Linked DNA regions of Homo sapiens: region 2 is linked to region 1. A link is a loop called in an ENCODE intact Hi-C map of the cell type or tissue named here. Cell type or tissue: dorsolateral prefrontal cortex. All regions are shown on one strand. Links, peaks and the distances in the headings refer to the core of each region. The heading gives the core; the rest is flanking DNA. Region 1 has its middle 35 kb from the start of DACT2. Region 2 holds the start of LOC105378137 (a long non-coding RNA gene).

The links. Peaks named below come from ENCODE experiments on the same cell type or tissue, not always from the same donor. Only the 100,000 strongest peaks of a DNase experiment are listed, where the experiment ranks them.
Region 2: it touches region 1 in a loop (15-fold over the local background); 5 of 110 quality-filtered maps call a loop at or near these places.

Annotation. Positions count from the first base shown.
Region 1 is chr6:168,348,894-168,360,513 of GRCh38, forward strand. No RefSeq gene overlaps it. Among named protein-coding and RNA genes, the nearest start is that of DACT2, 35 kb to the left of the region's middle. RefSeq lists an enhancer at 9,452-10,431. In dorsolateral prefrontal cortex, for the core only: CTCF peaks have their summits at 7,230 (motif pointing left) and 7,436 (motif pointing right); a DNase peak (open chromatin) is centred at 7,208; H3K4me3 peaks cover 469 bases.
Region 2 is chr6:168,220,662-168,232,281 of GRCh38, forward strand. It overlaps LOC105378137 (a long non-coding RNA gene), which reads right to left and starts at 5,856. Exons shown (of 2, transcript NR_134590.1): 1 at 5,648-5,856; 2 at 4,618-4,863. It overlaps LOC124901501 (a long non-coding RNA gene), which reads right to left and starts at 10,715. Exons shown (of 2, transcript XR_007059934.1): 1 at 8,726-10,715; 2 at 8,032-8,607. RefSeq lists an enhancer at 9,930-10,431. In dorsolateral prefrontal cortex, for the core only: a CTCF peak has its summit at 5,848; a DNase peak (open chromatin) is centred at 5,870; H3K4me3 peaks cover 748 bases.

The DNA.
Region 1 (11,620 bases), core at 2,504-10,503:
TGCAGTGATTTTTGCTCGTAAATCAGTCTCTTCTATGATAAATTACTCTAGGAAATTTTCTTTTCTTGGCTGGGCATGGTGGCTCACGCCTGTAATCCCAGCATTTGGGAGGCCGAGACGGGTGGATCACCTGAGGTCAGGAGTTCATGACCAGCCTGGCCAACATGGTGAAACCCCATCTCTACTAAAAATACAAAAATCAGTAGGGTGTGGTGGCGGGTGCCTGTAATCCCAGCTGCTTGGGAGGCTTAGGCAGGAGAATTGCTTGAACCTGAGGCGGAGGTTGCAGTGAGCCGAGATTGCACCACTGCACTCCAGCCTGGGTGACAAGAGTGAAACTCCATCTCGAAAAAAAAAAGTTTCTTTTCTTGTTGCAAGCCCCAGTTAAACACTCTAACAGGGCTGATCGAAACCACGGCAGCTGCCTGCCCTTTATGGAGTGTAGGTCCGTGCCCTTGTTGTCAGGAGGGATCTACACAGAGAATAACCCAAGGCGGGTTCCAGCCCAGGGCCCAGATGGCAGCCACTGCAGAAGGCAGACGTTCACCTAAAGAAAAGGTCCCTCCTACGTTTATCATGGAGACCTCCAAGGGAGAGAGACACGTAGGTTATGCTCAGCTGGTCTGCAAGTACATCCTCATGAATAATTCCATAAAATTGTTTCTTAGGGCAAAGTTATGCTGGGCTTGAGCTGGGTTCTGATGCTCGATGTCATCAGAATTTGTTCCTCCAGGCGTGGAGATGAGTGGAGAGTGGAAGAGAAACATTAGGGGTTCAGGTTCCCAGATAACCCTGCCTATTTTAGACCCAAATGCTTCTTTTTTAAAAAAATTATATATATGTATATATATATATGTGTGTGTGTGTGTGTGTATTGTGTATATTTAAAGTATACAACATGATATTATGGGGTACAGATAGACAGTAAAAAGGTTACTATGATGAACCAAAGTACATATCCATTATCTCACCTAGTTACTCATTTTGTTTGTTTGATTTTGTGACAAGGTGGCTGTAGTAGTCTGTTTTCACACTGCTATAAAGATGCTACTTGAGACTGGGTAATTTATAAACAAAGGAGGTTTAATTGACTCACCGTTTTGCATGGCTGGTGAGGCCTCAGGAAACTTACAGTCATAGTGGAAGCTGAACAGGAAGCAAAGACCTTCTTCACACGGCAGCAGGAAAGAGAGAGAGCAAGAACAGGGAAAAGTGCCTTATACAACCTCCGGATCTCGTAAGAACTCACTCACTGTCACAGGAACAGCATGGGGGAAACAGCCCCTTAATCCAATCACTTCCCACCAGGTCCCTCCCTGAACACCTGGAGATTACAATTCAAGAAGAGGTGGGTGGGGACACACAGCCTGACCACAGCAGTGGCAAGAATCTACTCAGCATGAATTCCAAATGCTTCCTTCCCCGCAGTCCTCATGTTGTACACAAGACCTCCAGACACCTACATGTCTACATCTCTCCATGTTGTACACGAGATCTCCAGACACCTACACATTTGCTACATCTCCCCATTCCCCTCGCCCACCACGTCCCTGTAAACCACTGTTTTGTTCTTTCTGTATATTTGATTTAAAATATTTGTTTAGTTTCCACATGTGAGATTATGCAATATGTTTCCTTCTGTGTCTGGCTTATTTCACTCAGCAGAAGGATGTTCTGTAGGTTCACCCATGCAGTGGCAAAATGACAAGATCTCACTCCTTTTTAGGGCTAAATAATATTTCATGATGTGTATGTACCACAGTTTTTTTAAACCATTTGTCTGCCAATAGACACTTAAGGTTTTCTTCCCCCCCACATCTTGGCTGTTGTGAACAGTGCTGCAATAAACATGCAGGTGCAGACGTCTCTTTGAGACACTGGTTTCATGGATTTTGAATCTATATCCAGCAGAGGAAAGGCTGAGTCATATGGTGGTTCTTATTTTGAATTTTTTGAGGAAGCTTATACTGTTTTTCATAATGACTGTACCAATCTACATTTCCACCAACTGTGTACAAGAGGGAAAATTAAAAGCTTTTCCACCAAGATCTGCTATGAGGCAGGGATGCCCACTCTTGCCACTCTGTTCAACATAGCATGGAAGTCCTAGCAAGGGCAATCAAACAAGAAAAAGAAAGAAAAGGCATCCGCAGAAACGAGGAAGTAACATTATCTCCATCTGTAGAGAACATGATCATATGTGTAAAACACCTCAGAGTTCCACAAAATGAAACCAGTGTTAGAACTACTAAATGAATCCAGTTAAGTTGTAGGATATATAAATAATAACCTAGCTGAAAAAGAAATCAAGAAAACAATCCCATTTACAACACATAGAAATAAACAAAATGCCAAGGAATAAATTTAACCAAAGAGGTGAAAGATCTGTATGCAGAAAACGATGAAACATTGATGAAAGAAGTTTGAAGAAGACACAAATAAATGGAAGGATCTTGTGTTCATGACTTGAAATGATTAATATTGCAAAAATGTCCTCACTGCCCAAAGCAATGGACAGATTTAATTCAACCCCTATCAAAATCCTAGTGGCATTCTTTACAGAAATAGAAAAAAAAACTACAATGTATATGGAACATAAGAGACTCCAAATAGCCAAAACAAGAATGAGAAAGAAAAATAAAGTTGGAGGCATCACACTTCCTGATTTAAAATTATATTACAAAGCTATAGTAATCAAAACAGTACAGGACTTTCATAAAAACAGTCTCATGTACCAATGAAACAGAATAGAGAGCCCAGGAATAAATCCAAACATGGATGGTCCACTAGTTTTTGACAAGAGCACCAAGAGGACTCAATGGAGAAAAGTCAGTCTCTTCAACAAATGGTAATGGGAAAACTGGATTTCCATGTGAAAAAGAATGAAATTGGACCCTTATCTTACACCAAACAGAAAAATCAACTTAAAATGGATTAAAGACTTTGATGTAAAACCTGAAACCATAAAAATACAAGAAAAAAACAGAAGCTAAAAGCTCTTTAACATTGGCCTTGGCAGTGATTCTTGGATGTCACATCAAAAGCTCAGGCTACAAAAGCAATAAATAAATAAATGAATAAATGGGACTACATCAAACTAAAAAGCTTCTGCAAAGCAAGGGAAATAATCAACAAAATAAAACGGCAGCCCATGGATTGGGAAACCATAGACCTGATAAAGGGCTGTATGAGTCCATTCTCGCACGGCTATAAAGAAACACCTGAGACTGGGTAATTTATAAAGAAAAGAGATTTAATTGGCTCCCAGTTCTGCAGGCTGTGCAGGAGGCATGGTGCTGGCATCTGCTCAGCTTCTGGGGAGGCCTCAGGAAATTTACAGTCATGGCAGAAAGCCAACAGGGAGCTAGCATATGGCATGGCTGGAGCAGGAGAATGCCAGCACATGGCATGGCTGGAGCAGTGCTGGCATCTGCTCAACTTCTGGGAGGCCTCAGGAAACTTACAGTCACGGCGGAAGGCCAACAGGGAGCCAGCACGTGGCATGTCTGGAGCAGGAGAAAGAGGTGGGGGGAGGTGCCGCACACTTTTAAACAACCAGATCTCATGATAACTCACTCACTCACCATCCCCAGAACAGCACTGAGGGATGATACTACCCATTCATGAGAACTCTGCCCCCAAGATCTAATCACCTCCAATATTGGGGATTACAATTTAACATGAGATTTGGGTGGGACACAGAGCCAAACCATATCAAGGGTTAGTATCCAAAATGTATAAAGAACTCATACAACTCAATAGTAGAAAACCCTATTAAAAAATGGGCAAATGATCTGAATCGCCATTTTCTCCCAAGAAGACATAAAAATGTCCAACAGGTATAGGAAGAGGTGTTCAACATCAGTGGCCATCAGGGAGTTGCGAATCAAAACCACTATGAGATAACACCTCACATCCCTTAGAAGGGCTGTTACCTGGAAGTCGAAAGATAGCAAATGTTGGCTGAATGCTTTTCTTCTGCTATGATAAACGACAGAAGCATGCTCCTTGCTTTTCTGTTTTCGTCATTGGGTACACAGAGAGCAAAGCGTTCTAAAGTGGGAACACACGCCTCTACTTACCACTGATAGAACTGGCATGACTGCCCGATGATCAAGCACACACACACATGAGGCTTTTTGTGTGGATTATTATGGGCAACTGTGAGGTTCCAGAAGAGGGTAATGCACTTAAAAATGGAATAGCGAGATTCACTGAATGAACAGAACAATTTTCTTGGTGGGATTTTCCAAGCGACTGGGAAGCCCCTGCTGCCACCGTGAAGTCATCTTTACTCTGGAGAGAAACCCGGAGTGCGATACAAACCCGAACCAGGCTGGGCTCCTGAGGAGTGTCCTAGTGTGTGCTGCTTTGCAAGGCGAGAGAGCTACACACCTGCACGAGAGAACTACCTCGCCTGTGGTTTTAGGTGGAACATGAAACCCAATTTCTTAATATGCCAAAATGAATGAAGAGCAGGGGAAAAAGCCCTTTGGACACCAGAGAATGGGTGGGGCCCCTGGGAGCATCTAGTCAAGGCAGACAGAGGCAAATTATATCCACAGACTAACCACACTGGAGGAGGAATGACCCTCAAGCATTTCTCCTTTCCTTGAGGTTATCTGGCAATATGGAAATTCATTTGTCTTTCTTATTTGCCACTTAAACCACATAAACAAAATTCCAAAATTATTTTCCTCTTTAAAATGGAAAGTGCTTCTTTTCCCAGAGAACAAGGGTGATTATAGAACAATCCAGGAAGAAACAAAAATTCACACTAATTTAAAAATCAAGAAATTACCACAGTGTGGGGTGACATAAAGTGACTTCGAGGTTGCTTCCACTAATGCAAACACATAGAGCATATCCCCAACCAGAGAAGCACGGCATTAGACTTAGTTGTTGAAGATTCTCTTGGCTTTTCCATATGGATTTTGTAAAATGCTCAAGGGAAGAAATCATGTCTCCTCTGTCTTTAGGTCCTCAGTGCTAAGCACGTTGACGGATGCTTTGCATGTTAGATGAGACCAAGACATTTTTGGTGAATGAATGAATTAATATTGTGTCACCTGGAAGAGGAAACCTGATCTGCATCTATTGTTATGGATTTTTTTGTTGTAATCATCTTTTATACAAGAGTTTTAATATGAATTCTTTTTTATTATTTATTTATTGATTGATTGATTTTGAGACGGAGTCTCGCCTTGTCGCCCAGGCTGGAGTGCTATGGCGTGATCTTGGCTCGCTGCAACCTCTGCCTCCCTGTTTCAAGCGATTCTCCTGCCTCAGCCACTGGAGTAGCTGGGATTACAGGCATGTGCCACCATGCCCGGCTAATTTCTTTGTATCTTTTAGTAGAGATGGGGTTTCACCATGTTGGTCAGGCTGGTCTCGAATTTTTGACCTCGTGATCCGCCCACCTCGGCCTCCCAAAGAGTTGGGATTACAGGCGTGAGCCACTGCACCTGGCCCAATATGAATTATTTCATTTGAATCTTTGCAAAAAGCTTGCAAGGTGTGGCATATTTTCACACCCCTTTTACAGGCGGATAAACTGATGCAGAGCAGAGGGAAGTAGCTTGCCCAGGAGTCCTCTGCTCGCTGCCGACCCTGATGCAGCCTCCCTCCCCTGGGCTGCGGAGCGGGACCACAGGCTCTCCCCAGCCTTGGCTGCCATTATTTTCCTGCCAAGCCTGCACGTCGTCACTCTGGGGAGCACTCTGGCTAATGCACTCTTGGAGGTGTAGACTTAGTCACGGTAGATCTTGGCTTTCTATTGAGCAACAGTCAGTATTCTCATAATAATACAATTTAAAATCTATTTTAAAAAAGAAATACGTTTTATTTATTTTCCAATTGTTAATTAAAATAAATCCATATCACATACAATTTCGAAAGCCCAGAAAAGAAGAGCTAGAATCTCATTATTGGAACACAAATGCACTAATATTTTGGCTTAGTTTCTTCTAGCTTTGTTTTCCTGTGCCTGTCTTTTACATAGTCACAAATGCGGTAAAGGGCATTTTCTATGTTGTGTACAATGATGACCCCAGATCTTAAGGCCTGGACCATATTCTACCGAGTGGAGGTACTCAGCAGAGTTACATTACCCCTACTTTAAGGCTTTCAAATAATTTTTGAACAATTTTTATTAGAAATGGGATTTTGATGAACATATTTTATATGTAATGACGTTCCATACTTAGGATTTTTTCTTAGCTGAGATTCCTCTGTGTGGATTTAACAGGTAAAGGACATAGTATTTCTGTAGCTTTTGCCATCTGTCGTTGGGTACTTTTCCTAGAGCAATTGTTACACCACTGTAATTACAACCGGCGCAGATTAAGAATACAGTTTCCCTGTACCCTTGCCTAGAGAACAGCCTGCGATGTCTTAAAAAGTGTTCCAACCCAGTTCACTGAAAATTGATGTCATTTGTAATCCCAGCACTTTGGGAGACCGAGGCAGGTGGATCACCTGAGGTCAGGAGTTCAAGACCAGCTTGGCCAACATGGTGAAACCCCCGTCTCTACTAAAAATATAAAAAATTAGCCGGGCGTGGTGGGGGGCGCCTGTAGTTCCAGCTACTCAGGAGGCTGAGGCAGGAGAATCGCTTAAACCTGGGAGGTGGAGGTTGCAGTGAGACGAGATTGCGCCATTGCACTCCAGCCTGGGTGAGAGAGCCAGACTCCGTCTCAGTAAAGAAAAAAAAAAAAAAAAGGAGAAGACAATTGATGTCAGAGATAGGATTCAGATTCCATCTTTATTGCTTGATTAGGGATGTTGTGTTTTAATAAAAAGCCCAGGTGTCTGCAAAGAGACAAAAACAGGGACTTTTGTCTTAGGGGTGGCAGTGGGGCCCGGTGGGCAGTGCTGCCTGCATCTCTCTGGAGCTGACCTGGCCTCGTGCCACCCTGCACTGGACCCCAGGGGCACCCCCAGAGCCACCGTGCTCTGCAGACTGCAGCAGCTTCTAGAAGGAGCCTCCTGCCCTGCGTGTTGGACAGACAGCAGGGTCACTGTCAGCCCGGTCACAGCTGAACTCTGCACTTAAGGACTCGGTCCCCGCACAGCCTGGCTCCCCAAAGTCAGAGCACACGGAAACTCCAAATGCTTTGCTTCAGGTCGACACTGAGTGTGAGCCGCCTGTCTGCGTGGGTGGGTTGGACTCTTCCTCCCTGTTATGGCTGTGGGAGTCTGCACCTCCTTGGTGCGGGTGGGGTGCCCCCTGGTGTCCACGCAGGGGGGACGCGGGGATCTTCAGCCTGACCCAGGGCTCCAGAAAGAGGCAGCTGCAGAGAATCCTCCCAAAAACGCAGCAAAAGGCATCCCCTTTCCTTATGAGAATTACAGAGAAATCTCCCAGCACTTACAGCAAATGACAAACGACGCGAGGTCTCCACATCTCACATCCAGCGGCCCCGGCCACCAGGCGGTGACACGCTGTCTGCAGAAACAACCCGGGGCCACACCTAGCCCCTTCCCTTTGCTTCCGTGCCTCCCTTGGCACCTTCTTTCTGCTTCTTTTTAAATTGCTCCCTTCTTTCCTGCAGGTCTGGACTCAGGGAGACCAGGGTTCAAATTCGGGCTCCAACGGTAACATATTTTTCCCTGAGTTTGGAAACGCCCCAGGCTGCACTTTCCTCACCTGTGAGATGAATGTGCAAAAGCATCCACTTCTGGAAACGCCGAGAAGATCAAGCGTGTGAGCACCGCAGCGGACCCAGGACGGTACCTGGCAGGGGCGGCCCCAGGCAGGTGTGAGAACCTCAGCGGGCCCAGGACGGTGCCCAGCAGGGGCAGCCCCAGGCAGGTGTGAGAACCTCAGCGGGCCCAGGACGGTGCTCAGCAGGGGTGGCCCCAGGCAGGTGTGAGAACCTCAGCGGGCCCAGGACCGTGCTCAGCAGGGGTGGCCCCAGGCAGGTGTGAGAACCTCAGCGGGTGCAGGATGGTGCCTGGCAGGGGCGGCCCCAGGCAGGAGTGAGAACCTCAGCGGGCCCAGGAAGGTGCTCAGCAGGGGCGACCCCAGGCAGGAGTGAGAACCTCAGCGGGCCCAGGACGGTGCCTGGCAGGGGCGGCCCCAGGCAGGAGTGAGAACCTCAGCGGGCCCAGGACGGTGCTCAGCAGGGGCGGCCCCAGGCAGGTGTGAGAACCTCAGCGGGCCCAGGACGGTGCTCAGCAGGGGCGGCCCCAGGCAGGTGTGAGAACCTCAGCGGGCCCAGGATGGTGCTCAGCAGGGGCGGCCCCAGGCAGGTGTGGGAACCTCAGCGGGCCCAGGACGGTGCTCAGCAGGGGCGGCCCCAGGCAGGTGTGAGAACGTCAGCGGGCCCAGGACGGTGCCCAGCAGGGGCGGCCCCAGGCAGGTGTGAGAACCTCAGCGGGTGCAGGATGGTGCCTGGCAGGGGCGGCCCCAGGCAGGAGTGAGAACCTCAGTGGGCCCAGGAAGGTGCTCAGCAGGGGCGACCCCAGGCAGGAGTGAGAACCTCAGCGGGCCCAGGACGGTGCCTGGCAGGGGCGGCCCCAGGCAGGAGTGAGAACCTCAACGGGCCCAGGACGGTGCTCAGCAGGGGCGGCCCCAGGCAGGTGTGAGAACGTCAGCGGGCCCAGGACGGTGCCCGGCAGGGGTGGCCCCAGGCAGGTGTGAGAACCTCAGCTGGCCCAGGACCGTGCTCAGCAGGGGTGGCCCCAGGCAGGTGTGAGAACCTCAGCGGGCGCAGGACGGTGCCCGGCAGGGGCGGCCCCAGGCAGGAGTGAGAACCTCAGCGGCCCAGGACGGTGCCCGGCAGGGGCGGCCCCAGGCAGGTGTGAGAACCTCAGCGGGTGCAGGATGGTGCCTGGCAGGGGCGGCCCCAGGCAGGAGTGAAAACCTCAGTGGGCCCAGGAAGGTGCTCAGCAGGGGCGACCCCAGGCAGGAGTGAGAACCTCAGCAGGCCCAGGACGGTGCCTGGCAGGGGCGGCCCCAGGCAGGAGTGAGAACCTCAACGGGCCCAGGACGGTGCTCAGCAGGGGCGGCCCCAGGCAGGTGTGAGAACGTCAGCGGGCCCAGGACGGTGCCCAGCAGGGGCGGCCCCAGGCAGGTGTGGGAACCTCAGCGGGCCCAGGACGGTGCCCAGCAGGGGCGGCCCCAGGCAGGTGTGAGAACCTCAGCGGGCCCAGGACGGTGCCCAGCAGGGGCGGCCCCAGGCAGGTGTGGGAACCTCAGCGGGCCCAGGACGGTGCCCAGCAGGGGCGGCCCCAGGCAGGTGTGAGAACCTCAGCGGGCCCAGGACCGTGCTCAGCAGGGGTGGCCCCAGGCAGGTGTGAGAACCTCAGCGGGCGCAGGACGGTGCCCGGCAGGGGCGGCCCCAGGCAGGAGTGAGAACCTCAGCGGCCCAGGACGGTGCCCGGCAGGGGCGGCCCCAGGCAGGTGTGAGAACCTCAGCGGGTGCAGGATGGTGCCTGGCAGGGGCGGCCCCAGGCAGGAGTGAGAACCTCAGTGGGCCCAGGAAGGTGCTCAGCAGGGGCGACCCCAGGCAGGAGTGAGAACCTCAGCGGGCCCAGGACGGTGCCTGGCAGGGGCGGCCCCAGGCAGGAGTGAGAACCTCAACGGGCCCAGGACGGTGCTCAGCAGGGGCGGCCCCAGGCAGGTGTGAGAACGTCAGCGGGCCCAGGACGGTGCTCAGCAGGGGCGGCCCCAGGCAGGTGTGGGAACCTCAGCGGGCCCAGGACGGTGCCCAGCAGGGGCGGCCCCAGGCAGGTGTGAGAACCTCAGCGGGCCCAGGACGGTGCCCAGCAGGGGCGGCCCCAGGCAGGTGTGGGAACCTCAGCGGGCCCAGGACGGTGCCCAGCAGGGGCGGCCCCAGGCAGGTGTGAGAACCTCAGCGGGCCCAGGACGGTGCTCAGCAGGGGTGGCCCCAGGCAGGTGTGAGAACCTCAGCGGGCCCAGGACCGTGCTCAGCAGGGGTGGCCCCAGGCAGGTGTGAGAACCTCAGCGGGCGCAGGACGGTGCCCGGCAGGGGCGGCCCCAGGCAGGAGTGAGAACCTCAGCGGCCCAGGACGGTGCCCGGCAGGGGCGGCCCCAGGCAGGTGTGAGAACCTCAGCGGGCCCAGGACGGTGCTCAGCAGGGGCAGCCCTCAGTGGATGTGAGCACCCCATGCTCCGGTGCTTCCTCCTGCCAGTCCTCTTGCTCCTTGTCTCAGCTGCGTCTGTCCTCCCGCAGGACGCTCCTGTCAGACACCAATCTGAATGTTTAATTATCATCATTACTATTAAATGGTTTTGTTCTCCTAGCTAACAAATACCACTTTACTGGTGCAGCAGGGTTCTTGCTTGCACTATTGATTATCTAACACACAGAATCATTTGCATGCAGAGGTGGAAGAGACATCTTTGAGCAGCTGGCGGAACCGGCACGTTTGAGAGCTGAGCATTTGGGAAGCTTTTGCGATCTCTTAAATCAAGTGTAGCCTAAAGCTACACTGTCTGCATATTTTAAATTCAACCTACAGGTTCTCTGTAGAGGTGTAAACGGACCATAGCCTACTCTTGCACCAATCACCGAGTTTTGGCCAGTCAAAGGTGGCCAACTGTTCAAACCATGCTCAAACACCACAAGTGCCGAGATGTAACCAATTGGCTGTTTCTGCACCTCACTTCCGTCTTCTGTGCGTCTCTTTCCTTTTTCTGTCCTAAATATTCTTCCACCACGTGGCTGTGCTGGAGTCTCTCTGAACCTGTTCTGGCTCGGGAGGCTGCCTGATTCATGAACCCTTCGTTGCTCAATTAAACTCTGTTAAACTTAATTCTGCTAGAATTTTTCTTTCAACAGGGGCATTGATGAGCAGTTCGCATCAGGGATGTGTTTGGCTCACACTGGCTGGTAACGAGGACCCTTTCCCCTTCACGTGTGGGTGGGAGGAAACCGCAGGTCTTCGTACGCTGCTCATTGTAAGGGCCTGGAATTTCAGGGATGACGATACCACCTATTATGTGGATGGCGTTATTTTTTTGTTCACAAGGAGAATCTTCAACTAATTGTGTGTAATTTCACAGCTACGCTGACGAAGCACGTCAGCACAAGCAAACACAGTCACTGCTGTCCTCCCAGGGTCCCGTAATTACTTTAATATGTGTGCACAATCGCAGCCTGAGAGGACTGTGGGAGGTGCGATCCCATATTTAGAAATGGGGAATCACTAACAACTGTGGGAAACTCTCGAGGACGTCAGAATTTTGGAGAGAGAGGTAAGAAAACAAAATGATGTTTTAATCCTGTTTAAAATCAGTATGCACGTCACAGCTGAACACAGAAAAGGTGATAACATGAAGACTGAAGGGACCCACGATGAGGATACATGAGGAATGAAGTTCGTTTTTCTATTTCTGAACAAGAAAGTTGAAGGGCTATTTTCTAGAACGAAAGAGAGCTGAACGCAGGGATTTCAACTTTTTGGGAAATATAATTGATTAATTTTTTAAAAACTACACTTATTTTTCAAATAATCACAAACCTACAGAAGAGGTGGTAGCACAGTGTGAAGAACTAGATGATGTTCTGCTGTTCAAGAGCCTTTTCATTTCCAGATACATTTCAGGATCAGCTTGTCGATTGCTACCAAAAAAAAAAAAAATACCGTAAGC
Region 2 (11,620 bases), core at 1,756-9,755, 130 kb before region 1:
CTGTAATTGTTGTCTGTGTATCCTTTGGTTGACTCTTCATGTGCCAAGTCTTGTATAGAGAAAATTAAAAGTTAATTCAGCAATCCAGCATGCCTGACCAAAACTGATTTTTATTACTGAGTTTAGGAAATATTTTATATAGAAAACTTCGTTGTAATAGCATGCAACTTTTTATAATTTTTTCGTTTCCTTTGGGAAAACCTCTACCAAGTTGCTTTTGTCCATAACGATGTGATTTCAGAGCTGTTTAAGTCTTCCTCTGCTCCGACCCCTTTTAAGTTGGCCATATCCATTAGTGAATTTGCTTTTAGTGCCCTCATTTTTATTATGTATGAAACTCGACGTCAACACTGTCCGTTGTGTTCCTATGAGTAACTCTTCTGTACCAACTAGCTCAGGAGCCCATGGTTTTCTTCTACTGGCAATTCCTCTTTCTTTTATGCATTCTTTTGTATGTATAGTCTGAGTGTGTATGAGTGCAAGGTGCTTGCAGACTTTCTGAGGACAAGATGTAACACATCCTGAGACATGGTTAATTAACCGCATAACCACATAACCACATAAACCACACACAGAGTCACCTGCTGTGTGTAACCCAGCTACAGTTTTGCACCACACACACAGGAATTCTGATCAACTCTATTTGGCATGGTTCATGTCAGTAAAGAAAAGCAAAGCCTGATGTACTGTTCATTGTAGATGCTGTGTTATCAGTAGCAATCCTGGAGGACTGCGTTTTTATTTTGGGTAGGCAATGCGACCTGAGTCCACCGTGTACAGTTTCACACTCTCGATGACTGGAAGAATTCTTTATAGATTGTTTCTAGCTCCTTATATTTAAACCTGATTTCTCCTCCAGTATTCACAGGCTGCCAAAGAACGTCCCCATCAGGACATGCCTCTTAGTTCTGCCCTCAGATCTAGCCAAGAGGGCCATGCTCTGGGCCTGCTTTTGGGAGGACCTCACCCTGGCCTTGCTGGGCCACCAAGCCCCACCCCACGGTGTGTCCCTGGGAGCCCTGGAGCCTGCTTCACTCTGTAGATTTGGCCAGGCATCCTGGGCCCAGGAATTCCCTACTCACCAAGCCCTGAGCCCCTTGAGGGTCTGCATAAGCCCCTCAGTGGATCTTCCTTCTGAGGGTAGAGTGCACTGCGGTGTGAGCCCCAGGTCAAAGAGGGCTGCTGGCAGGAGCCGTGGAAAGAGCATGGACCTGGAGGCCAAAGGGCCCTGCAGTGCACACATGTGTCTGGGCAGGGGGCCCAGCTGGCATCGCCACAGGCCATGGATGCCAGGGATGGGTGGGAGATGGGAGGTTTCCAGAAGGATGGGAAGAGAAAGGAAGTGCTGTCCAGAGGCCCACAGAGCACGTTCGGTCAGGAACCCGATGCTGCCCCTCTAGGGCCTGCACTTGATGAATGTTGGACTCGGCGGCTTCAGGTTTTGTTCAGTGTTTTGCTCACTGGCTCACTCTTGGCAAGTTTCTTTCTGCTGCCAATATCTATTGCCTTAAACCAGTCTTTTCCTTTCTTTTAGGGTTCTGTACCTCTGTTTGTCAACGCATCCCTTCTGAAAATTATGTAACACAAAGCATATGGCTGGGCTTAGGTCTTTATTTTCCTTTGAAATCCTTCAGCCCTACCACTATTCAGTGTCCGGCCAACAGGGAAGCCAGAGATGCCCTGGTTTAGCATCCTCCTGTTAGGGGGAGGCGGCTGGAGTCAGGTTCAGGTGTGGCCGTGGTGGCTGCACCTGCTCCTCCTGCCATCAGCGAATGGTGCCCTCCCTGGCCCTGTGCTCACCCGGCTTTGTCTTTGATGCCTCTCTGGGCCCAGCATCTCCCCGGTGCTCTCCAGGCTCCTCACATCATTCCCCCTCAGGCTGGGGCTTACCCCAGAGCTCCAGCTTCTGAGTGTGGGGTGAGGGGCCCCTGCCACTGGGCAGCCACAGAGGGCGGAAGGCATGGAGGTGACAGTGGGAACTCTTTCGGGTGACCCTGAATAGACACCATCTGTTGGAACACTGCCAGAATATTTGCCTCTTCGTGCTGATGGATAAGGAAAATAATGCCCACTCAGTGCTTAGCAAAGGGTAGAGTCGGTGAGTGGTGGCAGGAAGGGGTGGGAAAGGGGAGAGGGTGGTGGCGGGGAAGGGCCTCAGATCTTCCATCTGGTCTTCCTCACTGATGTCAGAGGCCTCTGCTGTGGGGCGGGAAGGCAGTGTGGGTAGCTCCGGTCTGGCGGCACAGCTTTTGGGACTCCAGGTGCTTGATTCAGCAAAACTTCTCCAGGGCCAAAACTGGCTTTGTGAGGGTGACCGCCAGGGCCTCATCGAGGTAGGCAGAGAGGGTTAAATAACCCACACAAGGAATAAGCAGGGACCAGTGCAGGAGCTATGGGGGAATGGAGGACATTGAAGTGAGGAGAGGGTCCTGAGCCACCTAAGTTGTGGGAATTGCTGGTTGGGGGTTGAGGCTCAGAAGACAGAATCAGAATCCGCACTTCTAAGCAGAAGAGTATTTATTTTGGGGGCACTCAATGGCTTACAGAGGCACTGGAGGAGCTAAAGAAGTAGAATTCACACTGAGCTTTTAGAAACAGTTCCCACAGCCTTGCCCCAGAACTGGGTCCCAAGGAAGCAGCTGCCTCTTCCTCACTCAGGAGCCTGGTGCATTAGGGGCTGTCACCCCAGAACTGGGTCCCCAGGAGGCTGATGCTGCAGCTTTCAACTTTGGAATTACACAGCCTCATGCAGCCAATGCCTGGGCCCCAGAACCTCCTCTGTGTCCTTGGGGACTGTTCTTGCAGCAGCCTGTATCCCATCCCACCTTGCAAGTCTGGCACAGGTGCCTCTGATGGAGAGAACGTAAATGCTACCTGCAATCACAGCTGCCGAGTCATATGGGAGATGTGACTTTAGCTTTCAATCTCTGTTCAAGAGGTTGTCACATTAAAAATGGGAATGGCTGTGGCCTGGCTATTCTGGGGACATGGAAAGGGGACAGAGAGGAGCTGGCTGGAGGAATAGAAATAGCCAAAGAGCTTGGTAAGATAAGTCTTCCTAAAATTTAAGCTCTTAGTTCTGATGCTGTGTGATAAGCCCTTGAACTTGGAGTAAAACTCTCCTGTAAATAATACCTCCTGCAAATGATGTCTGGGGATTAAGGAAAAGTGCAAGAATTCTTCCTGTGCACGTGATAAAAACTCAATTCAAACTAGCTCAAGCAAAAATATTATTATCTCATGTAACTGAGAATTCTAAGAAGAAGATGGACTTCAGGCATGGTTGGATCTAGGTGCTCAACCCAGGCATATTCCTGCTTTTATCTCTTGCCTTTGTTCTTCTTTGCATTGGCTTCATTTTTTAGAAGGCTGTTTCTATGTCCCACCTACCACTCCAGGCAGATGTAATGTGTACAACTGATAATCTCAGAAGCAGAAGGGTTCTATTTGTTCCAGTGTTTGTATCAATTCTAGAAAAAGGAAGTTGGCTTGCTTGAGACATGCACTGCCTTTTGGCCCAGTTGCTGTGTTCAGGGGTGCAGCGTTCTCTGGACAGCCAGGCTGTGCCCAGGGACAGTGGGATTGGTGGGCAGCCCCACTAGAATCATGCAGAATGGAGCAGGCTTGTCCACAAAGGCTCTGATTACAGCTGAAACAGGCCCCCAGGGAGTGCTTGGAGTGGCATGGAGCAGAAATAAGGGTACGGTCACCCACAGATATGAGGACCGAGGCAGAGCAAGCATGTGGGAGTCCCTCAGCAAGCCCAGATGCCATGCACCAAGGAAGCTTCCTCACCCCGAGTCCCCCGAGGTCTGAGGAGGGCGGCTGGGTCTGGCTCCATAAGTGGCACCATGGTTTGATGCGACTCACCTGAGTGAAAAGTACACGGTGACCCAGCAGGCAGCCAGGTCACTCGACACAATGCAAAAATTGTTTTTCTAACCATTCTGTTTGTCTCCAACTCCTGAGACGTTTCCTTTCATTTTAACCTGACCAATCTTCATCCTGCAACTTTGAGGCCAGCATAGTAACCACTCTCCATGGGTCTCAGCAATTGGTGTATCTGAAGTTAGGTTTCCTGAATTGTGTTCTTATTTAATGATATATCAAACTTTTTTCAGCTGATTCACTAAAACCTATCATCATAGACTCCATCTTTTCAAAATCTACATCAAGAATACAACTTAAAAAGGGTGACAGGCTGCCCAAATGTGGCCAAAGCTGAGTGATAAACACGATAATCCAATCAAAGGGGGGCAGGCTTCGTATTTGGAAAAACAGACTCTCACGTGAAATAAAAGCAATGCCACTTTGCTCTGTTTCAGTGGCCTCTAGGTCTTTGGGCTGACACGTAAGATGGTACAGAAACTCCTGTGCGGTCGACCTACCTAACCTCATTGTCCGGTAGTGAGGCATGGTGTGCTGTGCACTCGTCCGTGTATGTGTGAACATGCATAAATATGTGTATGTGTTTGGGCACATGTGTGCACGTGCATGTTGGTGCGTGTGTGTGCTTGAATGCCGGAATAACAAGGAATGAGAAAGCGATGTGTGGGGCAGACGCAGATTTACTAGCTATGCACTTTATAAAATAAAAACATACACATTTGCACAAGATTTTATTTTATAAAATGATTCCTTATATCAATTTTATTCAACCTTAATAAATTGCTCAGAAGTTATGGCTATGCAGCCTTTAGCTGTAAAAAGTGAAATTTATATACTTATGTAATATTTGCCAATAAAGTGAAAAAGACATATATATATTTTTTCTCAGTTTATGAGCATCGCGGTGACTACTGCAACCCAACAGAGACTGTGGATCATGACGGAAGAATTCCTGCTCTTCGCAGTGTGTCCCTTCTGTTCAAAATAAGACAGACATGTTTGTTATTGCTATAGCAACTCACAACTACCAAATAGACACCTCCGCCCAGCGTGACACCCTTTCATTGCATCAGCACCAGGCCCCACTTCTGTTGTTGAAGGTGCTGGGACTGGGACGTGACCTCTCTCAGGAAGGGGAGCAAGGCTTGCCGTTCCCATCACAGCATCTGCATGCACTTACTCTGACCCAGGTGCAACAGCTGTCAGCCTCTGTCCTGCAGAATGGGCTGGACAGCTAAATGCTATGAGCATTAGATGTTATACTGCTCACGGCTTCTTACCTCACCCACCCCTCCCACTCCTCCCTGAGCAGCCTTAGCAAAGAATTTCCTCCTCCTTCTCCTCCTCCCCCTCCTCCTCCTTCTCCTCCTCCCCCTCCTCCTTCTCCTTCTCCCCCTCCTTCTCCTTCTCCCCCTCCTTCTCCTTCTCCCCCTCCTTCTCCTTCTCCCCCTCCTTCTCCTTCTCCCCCTCCTTCTCCTTCTCCTCTTCCTCCACCTCCTGCTACCCTTCTCTTGTAAGACTTTTGGCCCAGAGCATTTCTTTCCATCATATTTTGGCTTATGTTTGAATTCTAAATTCCGAAGTTCTCAACTCCTTACATACAAAACAAACAAAATAATGTACTTTTTTGTTATTTTCAATTGAACATGTAGAGAATCACACATACATACACACACACAGAATGTGCAAGAGGCTTCAGACCACCTGCATTCACTCTGACATCGGTGAGGAGAACTAGGAAAATGCCAAGTGATCTCACCACTGGCTCTTGCTTTGCTGAGACAGTTTTCCAGACTCAGGCCTTCCAGGACAAGGACTTCAACGTGTTTCCTTCTTCTTCTCTGGTCACAGCAAACCATTTACAGGCATAGGAAAGTAAGAAATTATGAGGTCCAGAAGAGAGGAGGGAGATGGTGCAGGCGATGGAGCAGATGCAGGGTTCAGCCTTGGAGGGGAGCTCTGAGGCTGTGCCTCGGTCTGGCTCCTGGGGATGTGCAGGCTGATGTCGCAGTAACATGTCCAGAGCCTGGCTTGGTTTCGCTGTGTGCTAGCACCATATTATCCAGCGTGGGCTTGAATATGGCCCCTTGCACTGGGGAGGGAGGGAGAAGCCCCATGGCAGCTCTCCCAGTTAAGCTGAACAAAGGTTATTAAAAGTTTGGCCAATACTTTCCCTGCCTGAAGCATCCGAGTTATTCTGATGGCTCAGGGAGGTCCCGAGTACCTGGTTTTAGGAACCTGTGAGCTCTTTAGTCACAAAAGCCATTTGCTTGTCTTTATATGTTTTTATTTCTATTTATCTGCCCAGCAAAGCCCTGCTGTTGTTCACACAATCTTTTTTTGGTTCAGATGAATAACTTAATAGACTTTCATAGACAAGACACTGTAAGCAGTTGAGTCAATTGGGAAACCCAGGTTTCAACCTGCACAGTTAAAAGGAAAGCAAGAAAACACGCCACAGAAATGCATCAAAACTCACCGCAGAAATCCATCAAAGCACACATTGTTTGGGAGCAGGAATTCAGAGCCGCTCCACCCAGTGTGAAATTGTATCCTCCCTGCCAAACTGAAGACACTAATTTTCCTTTTCAACTTTGCCCAACAATGTTAACTGTTGAGTTTCGAGGGACCACTTCATCTACGTGATATCACTTAAATTTACTGTTGCCATTCACAATGCGGCACTTGGAGATACAAAGTGATTTGGCCAGGGGCCCACTGCTGGTAGCTGCAGGGGAGGGATTCGAATGCGGGTCTGTCTGCCTCAGAGTTTCTTGTTTCATTCTCAGTCCATACAACGCCCCACACTCACTCCCACCTGAGTTTTAGAAACAAAGTCTTGATTCTTGCCTCTGGAGATAAGTTCAAGATATTAATAAATGCAAGATATTATCTAATATTGTGAAGTGGAAAAAGGCAGGATTGTGTGTGTGATCTCATTTTTTTTTGTAAAAAGAAAGTCTCCATAAAGGAAATACACATATATTAATAGAAAGATCACCAGGTGGGGGAGGTGGCAGATTCTAGATGATATTTTATTATTTTTTTCTACCTTTCACCTTCACATATGTAGTATGCCGTCACTACCCCAACCTTACATCATTGGAGTCATTCATTAAACCCCAATCTGTGTGAGTCACTGCGGAAGTGAGGCTAACAGAAGCCCACACTGAAGGCCGCGTTCCTTCGTGGCGCCGTCCCATGCCAAAGCTGCTGTTCCCACGTGGCTACGGAGCTCTGGAGATGAAGTGAGTGACACCAAGGAGCTGAATGTTGAATTCCATGTAATTTTAATTAACATTTAAATAGCCGCGTGCGGGTAGTAACTACCGTATTGGCCAGTACAATTAGTAACAGGGATGTTTTAAAACACACATTTAAATGAATCACAGGTGAAGTCGGCTGTGCCCGTCTGACTTGGCAGACAGGGGCCGACAACTGGGCAACTGCGCAGACCTTCTCTGGCATCACACACAGCGCAGGACGGCGCGGGACCCGAGCAGCTGGCTTACCTGAATTGTGGCAGCAGCAGTAACAACCCCGAACTAGCTTCAGGGTGTGGATTTAATTACAGAAGCCGGAGGAGGGCAGGCACTGGCTGTCTTCAATCTTTCTCAGTGACCTCCACCTGTCTGCTTCCAACTGAGTAAAAGTCTGACTTGATGGCTTCATGATGATCTAATTGATGAGGAAGTACTTTTGTTTATACTACCTTCATCCAAGACACAATTTCCTGTTAAATATTTCAATATGAAGACTGCCTGTTTGTTTAATGATTTTTTAAAAACAAATTTACCGCCAGAATTAGTGCATGAAGGTCCCGAGGCCGTGGCTGCATCCTAAATGCCCCAGCAATGAGCAGAGGGGAGCCCAGCCCCACCCTCTTAATGTAGCTCTGGTCCCTAACGCGATGCTTCTAATCTTATGAGCCTTGACTAGTTTTTAAATCCAGGAGCACCAGAGCTCCAATCACAAAGTCCTGTATTCTGTCTAGGATCTTGGTTAAAGCAATGAACGTGTCCCTTGCTTTGCTTTTGCCCCAGAGACCTCTAATTGCCAACATTTCACCTTAAAAATCTCTTGCAAACCTTAATTCTCAAAACCCTTCTGTAACAACATAGACAGGAAGACCACTTCTAGCGCTTTTCCATTTATTTTTATATTCATAATTTTATTCGTTTGTTGGGAAATTTAAGGCATATAGAAGTTAAAACCACAGCCAAGCCTCAGGAGATGCACATGTTCAAAGATTTCAGAGTGCAGAGAGTCATTTCATTTTTTACGAAGCACGTGCTCTGCTTCCGGACGGCGCTAAGTCGGCTGTGTGCCCGGGCGCCGGCAGTTGCGGTTGTCACATGGGCCTGAGGGCAGTGGACAGCGGAGGGCAAGTCAAGGAACCACACTGACAGTAATCACCCTGGCTTCAGTGTTTCCATGAAGTGCTCTTAGATGCAATGATTGTGAAGTGGGAAAATCATGAGTGGCCACCTGGGCGAGCCTCACTGGCCGACATCCCTGCATCTGAGCATCTCTGCGGTTGCTACTGTCCGGTAATTTCGGTCTGTTCCGGGCACCTGGATCAAAGTCAGAGGCCCTCCCTCAGGGCTCCTCTTCAACTGGCCTCCGCACTAGGGTCCTATCTTGGGCAGGATCCTGGAGGCTCACCCGCTTCTTCCCAGGATGGAAAAGTCGTCTGGGCTGCTTGTGTCTGATGAGGAACTTGTTTGACAGGTGAGAGGCACAGAGCGGATGAGTGGATTCACGTGGAACCAAGAGTTCCCAAACTGCCTGAGCCTGAGACTCACCAGTTCCCAAACCGCCTGCGCCTGAGACTCACCGGTTCCCAAACCGCCTGCACTTGAGACTCAGGGGTTCCCAAACCGCCTGGGCCCGAGACTCACCGGTTCCCAAACCGCCTGCGCCTGAGACTCACCGGTTCGCAAACCGCCTGCATTTGAGACTCACCGGTTCCCAAACCGCCTGGGCCTGAGACTCACCGGCTCCCAAACCACCTGCACCTGAAACTCACCAGTTGCCAAACCACCTGCGCCCGGAACTTACTGGCTCCCAGACCGCTGCGCATGAGACTCGCTGGGGGCGTTACTCACAACGCAGGCTCCTGGGGCCCTCCAGAGACTCCGGTGTCAGCGAGCTCATGGCGCCCACCTCAAGTAACACTGGCCTCGGGCACTGATTCTCAACCCTGGCTAACCACTAAAAATTTACTCAAGGAGCTTTTAAAAAGTATCAGTGCCTAGGACACAACACAGGTTAATTGAATAAGAACTTCGGGAGGAGACTCTAGGTACTTGCATTTTCCTAAAAATCTTCCTAAATGACTCAATTTTTCAGCCAAAGTTCAGCAATGCTGGTCTAAGATGAAAAATAAAATGACTGGGTTAGAACCTCAGGCTGTGTGGAACCCACAGTGGGTCCAGACTTTGGTTTCAGTGCCCCCTACGGTATAACAGTCATTAAGGACCCCAAATTATTTATGTAAATTATATGTCAATATTTACCATATTAGGAATTAAAACAGAAAATGTTTTAAATATTCTAATTCATTTTAAAATAACAATAATAAATCCATTATGTGTTAACATATTTTTATTAAAACCAACTATATTTTTCAAAAGAGAAAAGAAATCACTGAGAAGAGTGGCATTAATCTACATGTGTGTCAGTCTCTGTCTGGCTTTAATGGAAGACAGCTGGACTCACCCAGCTGCCTCTGCCTTCCACCTGTTACGGTGTGTTTTGGGGAATATATGAGGAAAATCCAGACGTGTGTGTGTGTGTGTACATACATATATGTAGGGGGAGAAAAGAATATTTTTAGAACTTTTTTGGATTATTATGGATATTCTTATTTTAATCTTTACAAAAACCTGAAAAGTGATAGTTTTTAAAATGATTAATGGCCACGTAGAATCCGAAGCCACATTGGTGAACGTTTCCTTCTCTCCTACACTAATATTCATTTGTCTATCTTGCCCTTTGAATGGGCCTTTTACCCAGGCCTAACTTTGTAACTTCATGTGTTCACCATTTGGAAAATATCGGTTTACTGAGACGTGCAGAAATTCCAAATGCAGACGTCTCCGAGAGACTGAATATACGAAGGGACGCTGGGTAGACCACAGAAAAGCCACAACTCTGACCCACACCTGCATCAGCCTGCCCAGGAAAACTGACCCTAACCTAATATCTGCAAACGCCAGCCCCAGAGGCCAGCCTGCTGTCCAGGAGTCAGGACTGCAGGAGGTGGGAAAAGGACCCCACCACAGCTGACCCAAGATGGCAGGGCTTGATCAGTAACTAACAGATTTCTTCACTGTTTCCGTGCTTCCCACTTAGCACCAACCAGAGAAAGCTGAATACACTCCCTGGCCAGTTCCATAGGATGTTCCGATTCCAGCTACTCGCCTCCAGTGTCCCCAGACAGCAGCCTCCGGCAGGGCTCACCTGGGACCTTCCGTTTTCTCATCATAAATCCCCAGACCCCTGCCTTTGAGTCTCTGCTGGACACACACCCTGGAGCCCTGCCTTTGAGCCTCTGCTGGACACACACCCCGGACCCCTGCCGTTGAGCCTGTGCTGAACACTCGCAGTGGTGACCGACGCCCCCACCACAGCAAGCCCCGAATACACAGCCTCTGTGTGTTCCCACTGAGTTGGTCTTTGTTTATTTTCACACTTAAATTACACACTATAAAAAAACCACAGTTGTTAATATTGCCACCCATCTCACCAAAAAAGCCTCTATATATTGTAAAACTGTCAAGCTCAAGGTGATGAATAAAAGTGACCCAAAATTCTAACGTTTCTCAAACGCTCAGATTTTATCATGAGCCACAAATACTACTAGTTCTTTCCCTTGGAGGAACAGGCTGTTAATTAGCTAGGTCTGAATACCATAGTTTGTCTATCAGTTGTTCTTTCAAGTAAAAGCTGTGTTCCACGTAAAGAAAAAAACATAACCAAAACAGCGAGTTCAACAGGTAACTGGAACGATGGCCTCTGCTTTTCCCACAACAGTGATCACGTGACTCCGATGTGGAGAAATGCTTCATCCAGTTCCCACTTCATGGTGCAGAATATTAAAAAGACAAGCCTGCACGGATTGAGGCTAAATAGTTAATAATGAGCCTCACTGCTTGATTCTGGACACTGTTAGGTGAAAACGGCTTTTCTTTTTCCTGCAGGTGGGTGGTGGTGCAGAAGACCACAGCTGTTTGTGTGGTTGGCACTCAGCTTGTTTCAGGTTAGGGATTGAGTAGTTTCACCCACTATTGCCTTTATACACCAGCAATAGGATATCTACACAGTTAAAAAAAAAAAAAGGCTTAGCATTATGATAAAAATAGTTTTCCCTCTGTGGGCCCCCTGAAGGGGCCTCGGGACCCCAGCAGTGTGGATAGCAGGCGCGGGGACCTGGCAAGAGGGTTTGGTAAACCTTCTGTTGCAGCCTGGGTGTGAAGTGAAGGGGTCCCAAAGCCCTCATGCAGTTTTAAGCTTTAAATACATTTCTTCAAGTTTTAGTTTGTGGGGTATTTTGGTCTATAAGGCAAAATGACTAAAACTTCTGTGAGACATCTGAGAACTGTGATCAATGAAAGAGAAACAGAAGTGAAGAGTCATCAGTTTAGGGGACAGCGTCGGAAATACTAAAGGGTGGCAGCTGTCGTGTGAATAGCACTGACCAGCTCCAAAGTCCGCCACTAGCAACAGC